Regions from separate parts of the Mus musculus genome. Here region 2 is linked to region 1. Evidence: chromatin loops called from intact Hi-C (ENCODE). Cell type or tissue: left cerebral cortex. All regions are shown on one strand. Each heading gives the region's core, and the rest is flanking DNA. Links, peaks and the distances in the headings are about the cores only.

Region 1 (8,346 bases), core at 46-8,045:
GGTTTCATTTACATGAATCTAGAGCTTTTCTCATCCACAGTTCCAAACTCTTCCACATTCCTCTTACAAAACAGCCTCAAAAGCCTATGAACCACATAGGCAGATTCATCGCAGCATCAACTCAACTTCTTGGTACCAACTCTCTATATTTGCTACTTTTCTCATTGCTAAGACAAAAGTAACATAAAAGAGAAAATCCGTACTTCTGTTTAAGGGATATGTTGTAAAATCACGGCTAGGGAGATGTGGAAGCAGAAGCAGGAGGTAGCTAGCTTTGCAGGCACAGTCAAGAAGCAGAGAGATGGAGGTGAAAGAGCTACATTCGCAAAACCACAATTTACGGGATGGTGCTGCCCACACTGAGGTGAGTCTTGCCCCCTCAGTTAAATCTTCTTGGGGCTATCCTCACAGAAATACCCAGAGGTGTGTTTCCATGGAGGTTCTAAATTCTCTAGAGTTAAAAATTCAGGATTAACCATCACCCTAGCCAAATGGTCATCACCTGCTGAATGGACAAACACCAGGTGTGGTGTATTCATACAAGGAAGTATTATTGGGTATTTATTTCATTTACATTTCCAATGCTATCCCAAAAGTCCCCCACACGCTCCCCCACCCACTCCCCCACCCACCCACTCCCACTTCTTGGCCCTGGCGTTCCCCTGTACTGGGTTATATAAAGTTTGCACGACCAATGGGCCTCTCTTTCCACTGATGGCTGACTAGGCCATCTTCTGATACATATGCAGCTAGAGACACGAGCTCCAGGGGGTACTGGTTAGTTCATATTGATGTTCCACCTATAGGGTTGCAGATCCCTTTAGCTCCTTGGTTACTTTCTCTAACTCCTCCATTGGGGGCCCTGTGATCCATCCAAAAGCTGACTGTGAGCATCCACTTCTGTGTTTGCTAGGCCCCGGCATAGTCTCACAAGAGACAGCTATATCTGGGTCTTTTTAGCAAAATCTTGCTAGTGTATGCAATGGTCATACAAGGAAGTATTATCCACTCGTAAGAAGAACATGCTACATCATAGATGAACCTTAATAACGTGATGCTAACTTAAAAAGTTCAGTCAAAAGAGACCATGTGATAAATTATTCCATTCATCTGAAATATTCAGAATAAGAAAATTCATAGGCAGAAAATAGATGAATGATTTCATAGCATTGGAAAAATATTTCAATTTTTCATTCTCTTGCTACAATTGGAAACTAAAGTCACAAATCATCTTTGTTTCTCCTATATAATTATTTGTTTTAGTTCAAGAACTAGAAATGTAGCTCAGTAGGTAAAATGGCCAGCATGGACAGAACCCTGAGTTTAATTCTCAACATCACATAAACTAGGTTTAGTGGCACACAGCTGTAATCCCAGTTCTTTGGAAGTACAAAACCTGGACTACATGAAAAGTTGTCTGAAAAAATTCAAGGGCTGGAGAGATGGCTCTAAGAATAAAAGCACTTACTATTCTTGCAGATTCAGTTTCCAGCACCCACATGGTAGTTCACAACCATCTGAAATTTCAGTTCCAGGGGATTCTATAACCTCTTCTGAACTCCTGGAGCATCAGGAATGCACATGATGCAAATATGAACATACAATTAAAATACTCATATAAATAACATGAAACTAAAAATAAAAATTCAACATTTGGGTTGCACACCCATAATCTAAAGATTCAGAAGGCGAAAGCAGGTGGATCTCTATGAGTTTGAGGCCAGCCTGGTCTACAAAGTGTGTTCCAGAACAGCTGAGACTATATAGTGAGATCCTGTCTTTTAAACACACACATACACTTAAAAAAAGTTTTTCAAGCACTTGTATTCTCACCACACACTTTGTCTGAGTAGAAGCATACAATATGTTTTTGTGAGACTTGTCATGTGAAATAATGCCTTCAAGATTTATTTGTTATTTCGCATATATTAGGCATTCCTTTCTTTTGATAAATAGAATTCCAAAGCATGATAATACAAGGTTGCCATTAGATATTTCAGATATTTCTTTTGGGGCCTGGGAATCATTGCACAAACCACTCAATTTCAGTCAAACAGGGATGGTTTATTGAACACCACACCCTAAGACTGCTTGACTGGGACTGCAGACCAGAACTGGGAACTAGCTGTCAACTTGAGCCAGGAATCAACAGATCCTTTAAGCCCTGAAATCCACAAACTTATGTGCCAAGTTATTCCACCAACTGGGATTTAGGGCTAGGGGATTTCCTTAGGAAAATGTCTTCGTCGTATACTTATCCTGCTCCTATTGGTTAAGGTATTCAACTGTGCCAGTGAAATTACCTTGCCTTATGCATTCATGTCTTAACTTGTTAACCAAGACATCAGTTATCCATGTACATATCTGTTACTGCCAAGCAGGGTGTCACTTCCCAGGGAGGCCTTGGTAACTTCAACTTTACTCCACCCCCTCACTCAAAATGGAAGTTTTATTCCAAATAGCTTCTTGTATCAGTGCAAGTTATCTCTCTTATGTTGGAGTCCATCCCAGGAGCAGCTTATAAAAGCAAAAAACCATAAAAACTTATACATAGGTGCAGGAAGTGCTGCCTGGTGGTTGAATCAGGTCCAAGTTTAATGTGCCTAACTACAAAGCAGTTCTAACTGACTTCTATTGTGAATGGTTTCCAAAGCACTAAAGCACACAGCATAACAGAGTATGCAATCAACTTGGGCATGAAAAAATTTTTCTAGTAACAGCACATATGAAAGTTTTCTTATGATATTAGTAACAGCACTAAATGGCAGGCTAGACAGATAACACTTACCTAGGCCTTAACAATTTTCAACTGTTTTATATTACTTTTTTCACAAGCAATTTTATAGGCATATTTTTATATATCTTGCAGAAACTCCTAGTGTGCTAGTTATCTTTAATTGTCAGCTTGACACAACCTAGAACCACCTGGGAAAAAAGTGTTGCTGCCTGCATTGTGTTGTCCTGTGGGCATGTCTATGGGGGATTGTCTTATTGACACTGATGCAAGAATATTCATCCCACTGTGGGCAGTACCATTCCCTATGCAGGAGATCATGAACTGTATGAGAGTGGAGAAATTGGACTGAGGGCAAGCAAGCAAATAAGCATGCATGCATTCATTTCTTTCTGCTCATGACAATGGATATAATATGAAGAGTTGTTTGAAGCTTCTGCCTTAATGTCCCTGAAACTGTGAGATAAAGTAGTCCCTTTCTCCCCTGAGCTGTGTTTTTTAGTCCCCATTTATCACTGCAGCAGAAATGAAACTAGACACCTATCAAAGGAATTAGTGGGTTGCAAGTTCCTATCCTTGTTGGGAAGGGAAGTAGGTACTGTAAGGCTTGCTTTTTAGGTGCTGGTGACATTCTACTTCTTCAAATGTGAGTTGGCTACACAGATGTGCTCCCTTCCCGGCACTCCGTTAAGCTGTCCACCTATGACCCATGCTTACTTCTGAACAATTATTAAATCAGTAAACACTGGAGCAACTGACAGAAATACAGGATCAATCAACATAAGCTATTTGTTATGAAGAATACATATTATACCATGATGGTCACACATGTAGTGTCAGGCATCATAAGTAGACTAAATGGTATATAACTCATTCATTCAAACTGACTGAGGGGAGGGCAAGTCTGTCATTCCAGCACTAGAGGCTAACACAGGAGGCTCTCAACTTTGAAGTCAACCTCTGTCTCGTACGTAGCACGCTCCTTTAATCTCAGCACTCAGCAGGCAAAAAAGGCCCATCTGTTATTGCTCCATCTCTTACATTTTTGTGACAAATTGAATAGTGGCCAGCTGACCCAGCTGCTAGTGGTAAATTGAGCACAGTGAAGCAGATGGGAAGGCACATGAATGAAGTATTTCGTACTCAAATCTGTGTGTAGGGAAGGGCATCATGGTAATGAGGGGGTTGGGATGGGCACAAGGCAAGAAATCTTTGAGTATTCAACACACGAGATACTTGTCCACTTTGTAATGAACTTTCTCAAATCTGTTGTTCATGTGTGCGCACAGGCATGTAGAGGTCCATGTTCACACAAGGGTGGGATAGAGGAATAACTGTGTATAGGGTGTGTGTTGAAGTCAGAGGTGTTGGTCCTCAGGTGCCTTCCCCTTTTGGCTTGAGACTGAGCCTTTTATTGGTTTGGAGCTTGGCACTGAGAGCTTCTGGGAATCCAGCTGTCTCTACTTCCCACCTGTGACAAGTGGATCTGGGATTTCAAAAAAGTGACCACACAATCCAAACGTTTTACTTCTGCAGAAGGGTGTCAAGTCAACCAATTACATACACCCAGTGAGATTTTGGGAGATGAAGGAGGCATTGTTATCCCTAATGCAGATGGGTCCTATGCCTCACTCTGAATTAACAGGACTCAGTCTCATATTCACACACTAAAGTAGTGCTAAGAAGATATAAAACTTAAGCATATAGTGTGATTTTAAGAACTGCTGACCCTGCAGAAATTTGAATTTCTTCCAAGTGGCTTCTTTGCCATTTTAATAGTTTTACATCATGATGATGGCGATGATAATGACAACGACGACAACAGTGACAAAATGTTTACATTTTCCACACATCACTGGAATAACAGGCTTTTAGTACCATGGTGCTGAGCTGGCTTTTTATGTAGGTGCTGAGGACCTGAACTTACTCGGGGCTTCTTCCACTCCCTACAGGCAAGAAATTGAGCAGCACCCCCTGATCTAGCTTGTGTGTGTGTGTGTGTGTGTGTGTGTGTGTGCCTGTGTGCATGCATGTATATGTGTATGTATGTGTGTATGTATGTATGTGTATGTATGTATATTATTTTCATTAACGTGTGTGCATATGTGTCTTTGTGTAGTAATGTGCACTTGAGTGCATGTCCTAGAAAGCCAGAGCTAAATACTGAGGTCTTCTGGAACCACTGAGGCGTCTCTCCCACCCTTGTTTATTCTTTCAACAAATATTTGAGTGTCTATGTCAAGAATTGTCCTAGGCCATGAGAATATGTGAGTAAGTGTCTTAATCTGCTGTCCCTTGCTGGGACATAACACCTAAGACTGGATAACTTACAGAATGGGGTTTATCTTGTCACATGTTTCAAAAGTTTAGAAACCCAAATTCAAGTGGCCACATGAAACAAAGGTCTCGTGCCATTTAAAATCATGTTGGAAATAAGAAAAAGAAGTAGACATGAGCAGAAGAAACAGGAGAAGAGGGGCATTAGTTTATATATACCTACTGTCAGGGTAATCACTGCAGTCCCGAAAGAGCAGGATTCACTCACATGAGAAACCCATTAGTCCATCCATGACAGCTCTGCCCCCTCCCATGTCATCAGCTTCCAACACTCCTGCATTGGGAAACCAGGATCCAGCACAAGCTTGAGTTGGGACAAGTCCTGTTCCAATACAACAGGTTGTTTGCTCCAAAAGTACAATTCCAAAGCCAATTACATAGAACAGACATTTTTATTCTATGCTTTGCCAGGGTATATTCTATGCCAAACATTGTCACTTACCCTTTAACTCACTGTCTCACACAACTTCACACAAAGGTATGAGAAGGTCATAGTGACTATTCTCATTCTTCTGATGAAAAAAAAACAGTCAAGAAGAGGTTTAAGTAACTCCATCAATGTTTGCATACCTGAAAGGGGATTTGAGTCCAGGCAAGCTAACCCACATTCACAAAATGCCATTACTATGGGGTACCCTGTGATGAAGTTCTAGTTTATTCTTTGCAGACCTCTGTTTTGTGGTCCAGGTATGTAGTTTAGGCTGTCCCTTAGAAAACCATGTAAGCTGGCTCCATCTTTCTTTTAGCACCCATGAAAGCAAACAACACTCACAAACTCTGCAGGCTGCTTACCTCACTTTTGTGGTATACAGGAACTAACCCTATCACCACAGGCACTTATAGACCCATTCCTGAAAAACGTGAACAGCAGCATCCAAAGAGTCCACTTGGAACCATGAACGCACTCATCATTGTCCAACATGCATCATCCAAGCCATGGTGTCATTCCAAAATTGTCAGCCTGGGTCTGAAAAGATGGCTCAGCAGTTAAGAGCACTTACTTACTGCTCATGCAAAGCATCTGAGTCTGATTCCCAGTACTAATATTGGGTAGCTCACAACTGCCTGTAACTCCACCTCCAGGAGATCCAGAACCCTCTCCTGGCCTCCACAAGTACTGAACTCATATCACACACACACACACACACACACACACACACATAATTTAAAATAAAATCTTTCATTAAAAGTTTTTTTCTCTTAAGTATGAATGTCCACCACCTGAGTGGTGGCAAACACCAAGTAAGAGAGGGGGAAAAAAAAGGAAGTGTTTCTAAACACATACCAAATACAGAGCCTGCTGCTTATGGTTCTACATTGTCTTAATCTGGTAGGTTGGGAAAATAATAATAATGATGATAATGATGGTGGTGGTGGTGGTGGTGGTGGTAGTGGTGATCACAACTATTGTCATACCATTCCAAAGATAAAATTCTTCTGTGCACTCACTACTATACACACCTCACAACTGTAAGAAAAACAAAGCAGTCTAGTGATTTGCCAATCCATCTTTGGAGTCCTGAAACAAAGTTAAATTAAATAGAGGATAACTATGCAAAACTAAGCAGCCCTGATCAAGGTGTGGTCTTGCCCATTGCTGAACCATCATTATGTCAATTTGTCTCTCCAGCAAGGTGGTCTAACAACTTACCAGAACCATGTGAAGTCTCTTCCTGAGAGACAAGCTCTCTTTGGCTGGCACCAGGCTTCAGCCTTTTCTTTCTCCCAGCATTGAGATTCCTGGGAAAATTCAAATTTCTTGGTGCCAGCTTTTTTGTTTTTCATAGTTGGATGGAGGGGCACAGGTGTCCTCTTTCCTGCAGGAACAGAAAAGGCAGAGCCATTTGCCTTCTGAGTTCCCAAATCTTAATGAGCGTATGTCCTTTATCCTTCCTTCCAACACAGGGCACTAGGGGACAGAAAGATTGAGAGTTTTAACACCTACTTCCATCTCTCCCAAGACCTCCAGTCCAGTGGCTTCACCAAGACTATGTTTAGCTGAGCGTAGACTTCACACTTGGAGAGGCTGTGAGAGCAGTCACGGGAAGCAGGCAGAGCAGCACCATACTAACATTTCCAGTAGACACTGGAGGAAGCATGCCCAGGTTCTTGGGCATATATGGGTTGAGAGGGGGTGGTTTGGTTTTGTTTCATTTGTTTTGTTTTGTTTTTTTTTTTTTTTTGTTGGCATGGTCTAGCTGACCTAGAACTCTCCATGTAGAGCTGACTAGTCTCAAATTTGCTGTCTCCAGAGTGCAGCGATTAAAGGAGTACATTGCTTTTTGTTTGTTTGTTTGTTTCAATTTTTCATTTAATTATTAGATATTTTCTTCATTTACATTTCAAATGCTATCCCAAAAGTCCCCTATTCCCTTCCCCTGCCCTGCTCCCCAACCCACTCCCACTTCCTTGGCCCTGGCATTCTCCTGTACTGGCGCATATGATTTTTGCAATACCAAAGACCTCTCCTCCCATTGATGGCTGACTAGGCCATCCTCTGCTACATGTGCAACTAGAGAGACAGTTCTGGGTGGTACTGGTTAGATCATATTGTTGATACTCCTAAAGGATTGCCAACCCCTTTAGCTCCTTGGGTACTTTCTCTAGCTCCTTCTTTAGGGGCCCTGTGTTCCATCCAATAGATGACTGTGAGCATCCACTTCTGTATTTGCCAGGCACTGGCATAGCCTCACAAGAGACAGCTATATCAGAGTTCTGTCAGCAAAATCTTGCTGGCATATGCAATAGTGTCTAGGTTTGGTTGCTGTATATGGGATGGATCCCCAGGTGGGGCATTCTCTGGATGACCCTTTCTTCCATCTCAGCTCTGAACTTTGTCTCTGTAACTCCTTCCATAGGTATTTTGTTCCCATTCTGAGAAGGAACGAAGTATCCACACTTTGGTCTTCCTTCTTCTTGAGTTTCATGTGTTTTGCAAATTGTATCTTGGGTAGTCTAAGTTTCTGGGTTAATATCCACTTATCAGTGAGTGCATATCATGTGTGTTCTTTTGTGATTGGGTTACCTCACTCAGGACGATATCCTCCAGATACATCCATTTGCCTAAGAATTTCATAAATTCATTGTTTTTAATTGCTGAGTAGTACTCCATTGTGTAAATGTACCACATTTTCTGTATCCATTTCTCTGTTGATGGACATCTGGGTTCTTTCCAGCTTCTGGCTATTATAAATAAGGCTGCTATAAACATAGTGGAGCATGTGTCCTTATTACCATTTGGAACATCTTCTGGGTATATGCCCAGGAGAGGTATT
Region 2 (8,346 bases), core at 113-8,112, 81 kb before region 1:
TAAAAGTAAAGGCATGGCATTGGAAGAAAAGGCACTAAGAGTAATAGCATTATTGTGACATCAGAGCAGGAGGAGAGAGCAAGATTAGAAGGAGACTGTAGAGTGGAATAACTTAGAAACTATAAAGTAACACCAAAAAATAAAAGAGCAGTATGCAGAATACAGTGGGGAAGAGGAAAAAACAAGAAGCTGCAGAGAAAGCACAAGGATCAGGCAGCCTTCTCCTTACCATGAGTCAGAAAGGGTATTTTCTTAATAATAAGGCAGGCTTAGTTTTACAGACATGGGTTTAATTCATTTAGCAATAAAAAGGTAGAAGCTTTTTCTTTCACTATGTGATAAAGATTGAAGCTCAATTTTCATCTAGAATGAGTGAGTTTCTTTTGGCATTGGTGCTTGGTCTTTTACTCCAAATGCGTGTGTGTGTGTGTGTGTGTGTGTGTGTGTGTGTGTGTGTGTGTGTGTGTGTGTGTGTGTGTTCACGTGCAAGTATGTAATTATGAGAATGTATGCAAGCTGGACACAACTTGTTTGAATAGAAATGTATAAATATGCATGCATGAATCTGTATATGAATTTATGTGTTTGTAAATATTTGCTTTTTCCTTCTGCAAGTGTGATTATCTTCTCCTAACAAGTGAGAGGCGTCCAGACAAAAAGTAAGGCTTTAGCAATTAATCCTTTACTTAATACCCTGATGTTTTATGATGAAGTGCTAAATGCCAGAGACTGCAGTGTTGGCCTCAAAGGGATTCAGGCAGGTCAGCTACAGTAGCAAAGGGACTTAGACATAGATAAGTAAATATTTTTATCATTGTATACCAATTGTAAATATCTCATAAGACCAAGTCTTACCCCCATATCTCATAACACCAAGTCTTACCCCCACCAATGCTCTCTTTCTTCTGCTGCCTCAAGGAGAGCTGAACAAGAAAGAAGATCTGCCAGGGCTGGCCCCACAGCAAGAACTTCCTTTTGCGATGGATGTTTGCAGCAGACCAACAACCACCAATGAAACTCCTGAGAATAAGATGCAGTTGATATAGGACAGTGGCTCAATAATTAGTCTTGAAGGACCACAATTATTGCCCACTGTGAGGCTCAGGGAATTTTGATGAAGAACTTAAGGAGGATGTAAGAAAACAAAGAGAGCGAGAGAAAGATGGAATGTTGTAAAGCTGTCTCTTCTGTATGGCAACACGCCATGCAAGAGGGAGCAAGAAACCCATGAGACTTAATAAGTAAAAGAATAAATCAAAACATTGTATTTCTGAAATCTGTGAGATTTGAAGGATTTCCAGAGGCAATAGCCAACTGTTGCAGGAGGAGGCTCTAAGCTCAAGTACAGAATTGAGGTCCTAGGCCTAACAAGCTGCAGAAGGCTCCAAAAAAACTTGAATGTTCAAGCTTTGAGAACACATTCTTGAAAAAAAGAACTTCCTCCTCACAGTGATGGATGCTTCTTCTTTGGAAGCCACACCTTACTACACGGACTCATTTACAGAGTATTTAAGATGCTATTGCAAATGTAGAATTACTCAGATGTCTCCCTTCCACTGAGCAAGTGGTCTCTTATGAGAGTAACTACATGCATGCCATTAAACTCTTGTACTCCACTTATAGAATAAATAATATATGATTATTTTAAAATTTTGAACAAAACAAGGTTGTATATGAAACTTTCAAAAAATAAATAAATATCCCGTGGTTGTTGTTGTTGATGTCATAAAGTCGTAGCTGCTCATCTTGGGAAAATAGAATATTTACAGGCTATTCTTTCTCTTCTGCAATTCTCCTTTCTCTGTTTTGGGGCATGTGATTATTAACCACATGGATATCCTTGTGTTCACCACCCTCATATGCAGGGTTCCTGGTGCCTCTGGGCTACAAAGTTCAGGCAGGGTCTCCCATACAGAAAACACTCTGCAAAGCAAACCCTAGACTCAAATCAACATCAAGTGGGACCACATGTAGCAAGCTTAGCTTAAGGGCTATTGTTTAAATGAAACTATAAGATTGGAAAGATCCATGTGTTTTTGTACCTTGGGAGGCCCAAGGCCCTCATATGTATTGCCAGGAGCTTAAATTGACCAGCAACCCTAAACCTTGCTTCTTTCTCTAATGTTGGTCCATTGTTCACAGTGGAAATTTTTCACAGGATAGGAATATATTTCTACAACTTATTAAAAGCTTAAAAAGTCTTATCAACTGTCACCTAATGCTTTCACCAACCTAGTGATTCATATATCATTACTTCACTTCAGATAAGAATCCTGAGGCACAAAGAAATTAACAAAGAGGCTCATGAGCCAGTGAGGACACAGCAGCAATGCTGACCAAATAGACTGCCGGAATAATCATCACCTTGACACCTTCCCCTCAGGTCCTCTGAGGTAATCACTGAAAATTTCTGGTTGTTACCTAATTTCTACTCTGATTTGGGACATCAGGTCTCATCCCAATTACTTACTCAATATATGAAGTCAAACTATGTTTCCCACATCTGCTGTACCTATGAACATACGCTGATACCTTCCCCAATTTCCATCCCAGAAAGCAGTCTCAGGGCACCACTGTCCAGTACAACACAGCTAAAGAACTGGGTTAATCCATAACATGTATTTCATCAAACATAGCCTTATCTGTGCTCAGGAAAAAACAGAGTAAATTAATTTCTGTACTCAAGGTGTCACATGGATGGAAGGAAATCATCTGGAAAAGTAAAAATGGGGATTGAGGAGGCCATGGATGAAAGTGCTTTTAGATCTATCAGGCTTTAATGTACAGCAACTGGACCTGAAGCTATTTTCTTGGTCTTCAGAAAAGAGTGTCATAGACAAGTCTAGTAATGTACTTTGTAATTTCAACCCACAGGAGATGGAATAGGAGGTGTCAAGTATAAGACCAAAGCCAGGCTAGACTACATTTTGAGATACTATCTTGGTGGGAAAAAAAAAACAGAAATTGGGATATAAAAGAAAAAGTTGGAGAGGAAGTATAGAAGAGAGAAGAAAATGCATAGAAAATAAAAAATGAGAAGGGAAATAGATGTAGAAGGTGAGAAGTAGGATATAAAAGACTTCTCCAACTCAATCTTATGAAAATCTAGAAAAAGAAGACAGGGAAGTGACAGTCAAATTATAAAGTATAATGAACTCCAATCCATCATGGGGCTCAAGGAAAGACTCACCAGAGTTATCAGGTACAGGAGCATGCAATGCAAAAACCTTAATTTGGCTGGATGCTTCAGGGTAGATGGAATTTCAACAGTGAGAAAGTGTTGTATGATGGCCCATACAAAGACCCCCAGGAAGAATGTGGATACTCCTGCTAGAAGCACCAGCCACAGAACAGACATGATCCAGGTGCTCCAGAGCCCCAAGGAGTTGCTGTCCTGGGGAACTTACTTCAGAAGTTATAAGCAGAGCACCTGATCCAGTTTTACTGCTGCCTCCACCCTCTGACACAATCCTCTGACCTGTCTCTCAGAACTTCACACTAGTCAGCCAATTAGAGACAGATAAACCAGGTCCAGAAAAAAAAAATCCCTTAAACCTCTAAGAATAATCTGAGAATAAGACTTCCATAGAACACTAAAATTACACTCTCACAGCATCAGCAAAGACTCAAATTGTAAGCTCATACAAGTAAGATGGAAAAAAATGTTTGAAAACAGTGAAATAGTAAACACATTGGCATCATGTTTAATTAAGACCAGAATATAAAATTTTGCCAGGGAACAAATTCAGAATATATTAACAAGAATGATAGATCATGCATTAAAAACTTGAAAGTTTACCCCAACACTAAAAAATAACTATTCTAAGAAATCCATAAGCAGGCAGTAGTTCATGCCTTTAATTCAGCACTTGGGGTGCACATGCCTTTAATCCCAACACTTGGGAGACAGAGGCAGGCACACAAGAATCACAGTGATTTAAATTTAAAAGACACTTTCAAAAGTCAGTCTGAAATTCGAAATGATGTACTCTGTGATCTAAAAACTAATACACTTAAAAAAAAAACTCAAGCAACAGCACATGCTAGTGAGAATGTGGAGAAAGACAAACACTCCTATATTGCTGATGGAATTGAAAACTTATACAACTACTCTCAAACTCAATCTGGCTGTTTCCCAGAAAATTGGAAATAGTTCTACCTGAAAACCCATGTATATACTCAAAGGATGCACCACCATACCACAAGGACACATGCTCTATTATGTTCATAGCAGCTTTATTCATAATAGCTAGAAACTAGAAACAACTCAGATATCCCTCAACCAAAGAATGGATATAGAAAGTGTGGTTCATTTACACAATGGAATACTAGTCAGCTATTAAAAACAAGAACATCATGAATTTTGCAGGCAAATGGATGAAACTAGAAAATATCCTGAGTGAGTTAACCCAGTCCCAAAAGGACATTTATGATATGTACTCACTTATAAGTAAATATTAGCCATAAAGAACAGAATACTTATGATACACCCCACAGACCCAAAGAAACTAAACAAGAAGGAAGGCCCAATTGAGGATGCTTGAATCTCACTTAGAAGAGGAAACAGAATAGTCATAGGAGGCAGAAGGAGGGAGGACACTGGATGGAAGAGAAAAGCGGAAGGGGAAAGGGAGAGCAGAATCAGGTATGGGGAGAAACATGAGAGACCCAGAGGGCCAGGAGAATGAATGGAAATCTGTAGCTGCTGGAGGTGGGAGGTGGAGGGAATCTCTAGGAAGTCTCACAGAGACCTGGGATGGGGGAGGCTTCTAGGAGTCAATGCATATAACCTTAGTCAAGATGTTTAACAATGGGGACACTAAACCTGAAGAGGCCACCTCCTATAAGCAGGCAGGACCCCCAGTGAAGGAACAATGACCCACTCTCAAAACTTTAGACTCAAATTTTGTCCTGTCTAAAAGAAATGCAGGAACAAAAATCAGGCAGAGACTGAAGGAATGGCCAACCAATAACTGGCCTTCATCCAATGGACAGGCACCAGTCGCTGACATTATTAATGATATGTGGCAGAAGTCATGTAGGAGAGGCTGAAAACTAGCAGGTGAGACTCCTGAGATAGTTTTGCCATGGTCTGTGAACTACAATGAATAAACCTTTTTTAGGGAAGGCCAAAAGGACTAGATTTTAGGAAAGATTTATGCTATTAATATGATACACATACACACACACACAAATAGATGGTTTACAAAATTAAAGAAATCAGAAGCCCTCCTTTACACAAATGGTAAACTGACCAGGAAGGAAATACCCTTTACAATAGCCAAGAGTAATATAAATTATCTTGATGTGACTCTAACCAAGCAAGTAAAAGATAAGTTATGACAAAAACTTCAAGTATCTGGAGGAAGAAATTTTGGAAGATATCAAAAGATAGAAAGATCTCCCATGTTGATAAATAGGCAGTTAACATAGTGAAAATAGCCATCTTACCAAAAGCAATCTACAGATTTAATGCAATTCCCACCAAAATTCCTACACAATTTTATAGACCTTGAAAGAGCAATTCTCAACTTCATATAGAAAATCAAAAAAAAAAAAAGAAAGAAAAGAAAAAGAAAAGGAAAAAAAAACAGGATAGCCAAAACAATCCTGAACAATAAAAGAATTTCAGGAGGAATCACCATCCCTGCTCTCAAGCTACACTATGGTGCAATTGTGATTAAAACTACATGGTACCAAGGAGCTAAAGGGGTCTGCAGTCCTATAGGAGGAACAACAATATGAACTAACCAGTACCCCCCCCCAGCACTGTGTCTCTGACTGCATATGTAGCAGAGGATGGCCTAGTCAGCCACTGATGGGAGGAGAGGCCCTTGGTATTGCGAAGATCATATGCACCAGTACAGGGGAATGCCAGGGCCAGGAAGCATAGTGGGTGGGTTGGGGAGCAGGGTAGGCAGGGGCAGGTATAGGGTGCTTTGGGGATAGCATTTGAAATGTAAATGAAGAAAGTATCTAATAAAAATGCCTTTAAAAAGAAAAAAAAACTACATGGTTTGTTATAGAAACAGACACACTGAACAGTAGAATCTAATAGAAGACCAAGAAATAAACCAACACTCGTATGGTCACTTGATTTTTGATAAAGAATCTAAACCACACATTGGAAAAAAGAAAGCATCTTTAACAAACAGTGCTGGCTTAACTGACGTCTACATTTAGAAGGATGAAGAGAGATCCATTTTTATCACCTTGCACAAAACTCAAATCCAAGTGAATCAAGAACTTCAACATAAAACCAGATATAGTGAATCTCATAGAAGAGAAAGAGGGAATAGCCTTGCATGCATCAGTATAGGAGACAGTTTCCTGAACAGAACACCGTGACTCAGGCTCTAAGAACAATTAATAAATGAAACCTCATGAAACTGCAAAGTTTCTGTAAGGCAAAGGAAACTGTCAATAGGACAAAACAGCAGCTTACAGATTGGGAAAGGATCTTCAACAACCCCTACATCTGACAGAGGGCTGATATCCAAAATTTATAAAGCACTCAAGAAGTTAAACACCAACAACCCAAATAACTCAATTTAAAGATGTGGCACAAAGCTAAACAGAAAATTCTCAACAGGAATCTCAAATAGCCACAAAGCACTTAAGAAAATGTTCAAAGTTCTTAGTCATTAGGGAAATACAAATCAAAACAACTCTGAGATTCTATTTTATGCCATAAAAGAACAACAGAGTCAACTAGCCTGGGCACTTGGGACTCTCAAAGCCTGAACCACCAACAAAAGAACATACATGGGTAGTATCTAGGCCTCCCCACACATATGTAGCAGAAGTACAGCTTGGACTTTGTGTGGGAGCTATCCCATAAGCTGTTACCTGTATGTGGGATATGTTCTTTTAGCTGGGCTGCCTTTACTGCCCTAAGTAAAATCTAGAGAAAGAAGAGAGGAAACTTGATGAGAAGAGTAGGGTACAAAAAAGCACCCCCAACTCTGGCATGGCCAAGGGAAGACTGACCAAAGCTACCAAGTACTGCAACATGCATTCAAAAAAGCCTTAATTTGTCTAGATGCCTCAGGGTAGATGGAATTTCAACCATGAGAAGATGCTGGATGACAGCCTGTACAGAGACTCCCAGTAAGAATGTAAGCAGCTGTGCTGGCAGCACCAGCCACAAAACAGCTTTGACCCAGATGCTCCAGAGCCCCTAGGAGCTGCTGTTTTGAGTGCCGATCTGGTTTTACTAACAGCTGTGCCTCCACACTCTCCTCCCAGAGTTTGTCTGACAGAGTTACCTAACCTGTCTCTCAGAACTCCACACAATCTAGCCAGTGAGAGGCTGAGAATTCTGCTTCAGAAAGACAAAACAATCTATGAAATCTTACCTAACCCAGCAAGAAGAACCAGAGAACAGGATTTCCACACATACTAGGATTACATTCTCACAGCATCCCCAACAACTGTGGCTCCCGGGAATAGGTCTGGCCAGGGTTACACAGTCCTAATGTCCTGACACTTCAGTCGGATTGTGTGCCATGGACTTGATTCCACAGAAGAGCTAGGGTAAACAATGCAATTTTCATCCCAACACCTTAGTTCGCTGATTTCCCACTGTTTAGTGTTCCAAATCAGGACACAGATTTGCAGTGAATCTTCTAGTTGAAATAGTCAATTAATGGCCAACAAGATGTTCAACAGTTAAATAAGGCACTTGCCACCAAACATGAAAAACTGAGTTTGACCCCCAAGACCTACATAGTAGAAGTGAACTGACTACCACATGTTGTCCTCTGAGCTGCACACATATACTGTGGTAAGCAAATACACACACACACACACACACAAGCATATAGGCACTCACATGTATATGCACACACACATGCACATACACATCAATAAGTGTACCTGTTTAAGTAAAACAATAACAGCCAGCATCTGGGATGGCAGTATGGCTCAGAAATCAGAACCCTTTGCCATACAGCCTGTCAAACAGATATCAGTCTTCAAGATTGAAATTCAAAAGTGTTTGCAATGTGTAATCCCAACACTTCTACCATGAAGTACAAGGCAGAGACAAGAGACTACCCAGAATTTCGTGGGCTGCCTGACAAAAGTACCCAGAAATGGTGGAAACAAGACAGAGCCTGCCTCAAGAGTAAAGGTGAAGACCAGCTATGGAAAGTTGCCTTCTGGTTTCCACATGTGTGTTGTGTCACATGCACGTTCATACTAGTATACATGAAACAGAGACACATGTAATGAATATTTTTTCTAAAATATTTTTCTTGCTTATTTGTGAATCTCATATAATGTATCCCAATCACATTCACTTTTCAATGCTCCCAGGTGTATACTGCCATTCTTGTGATGCCC

The links. Peaks named below come from ENCODE experiments on the same cell type or tissue, not always from the same donor. Only the 100,000 strongest peaks of a DNase experiment are listed, where the experiment ranks them.
Region 2: a loop joins it to region 1, with 2.7 times the contacts of the local background. A loop is called at or near these places in 4 of 42 quality-filtered maps.

The regions. Positions count from the first base shown.
Region 1 is chr4:144,864,320-144,872,665 of GRCm38, forward strand. It overlaps a transcript of Vps13d not described here. Among named protein-coding and RNA genes, the nearest start is that of Dhrs3, 25 kb to the right of the region's middle. In left cerebral cortex, for the core only: no CTCF peak of the experiment used is centred there; no DNase peak of the experiment used is centred there.
Region 2 is chr4:144,783,170-144,791,515 of GRCm38, forward strand. Aadacl4fm5 (AADACL4 family member 5) reads right to left here and starts at 3,414. Exons shown (of 4, transcript NM_001126316.1): 1 at 3,191-3,414. The coding sequence starts at 3,358. In left cerebral cortex, for the core only: no CTCF peak of the experiment used is centred there; no DNase peak of the experiment used is centred there.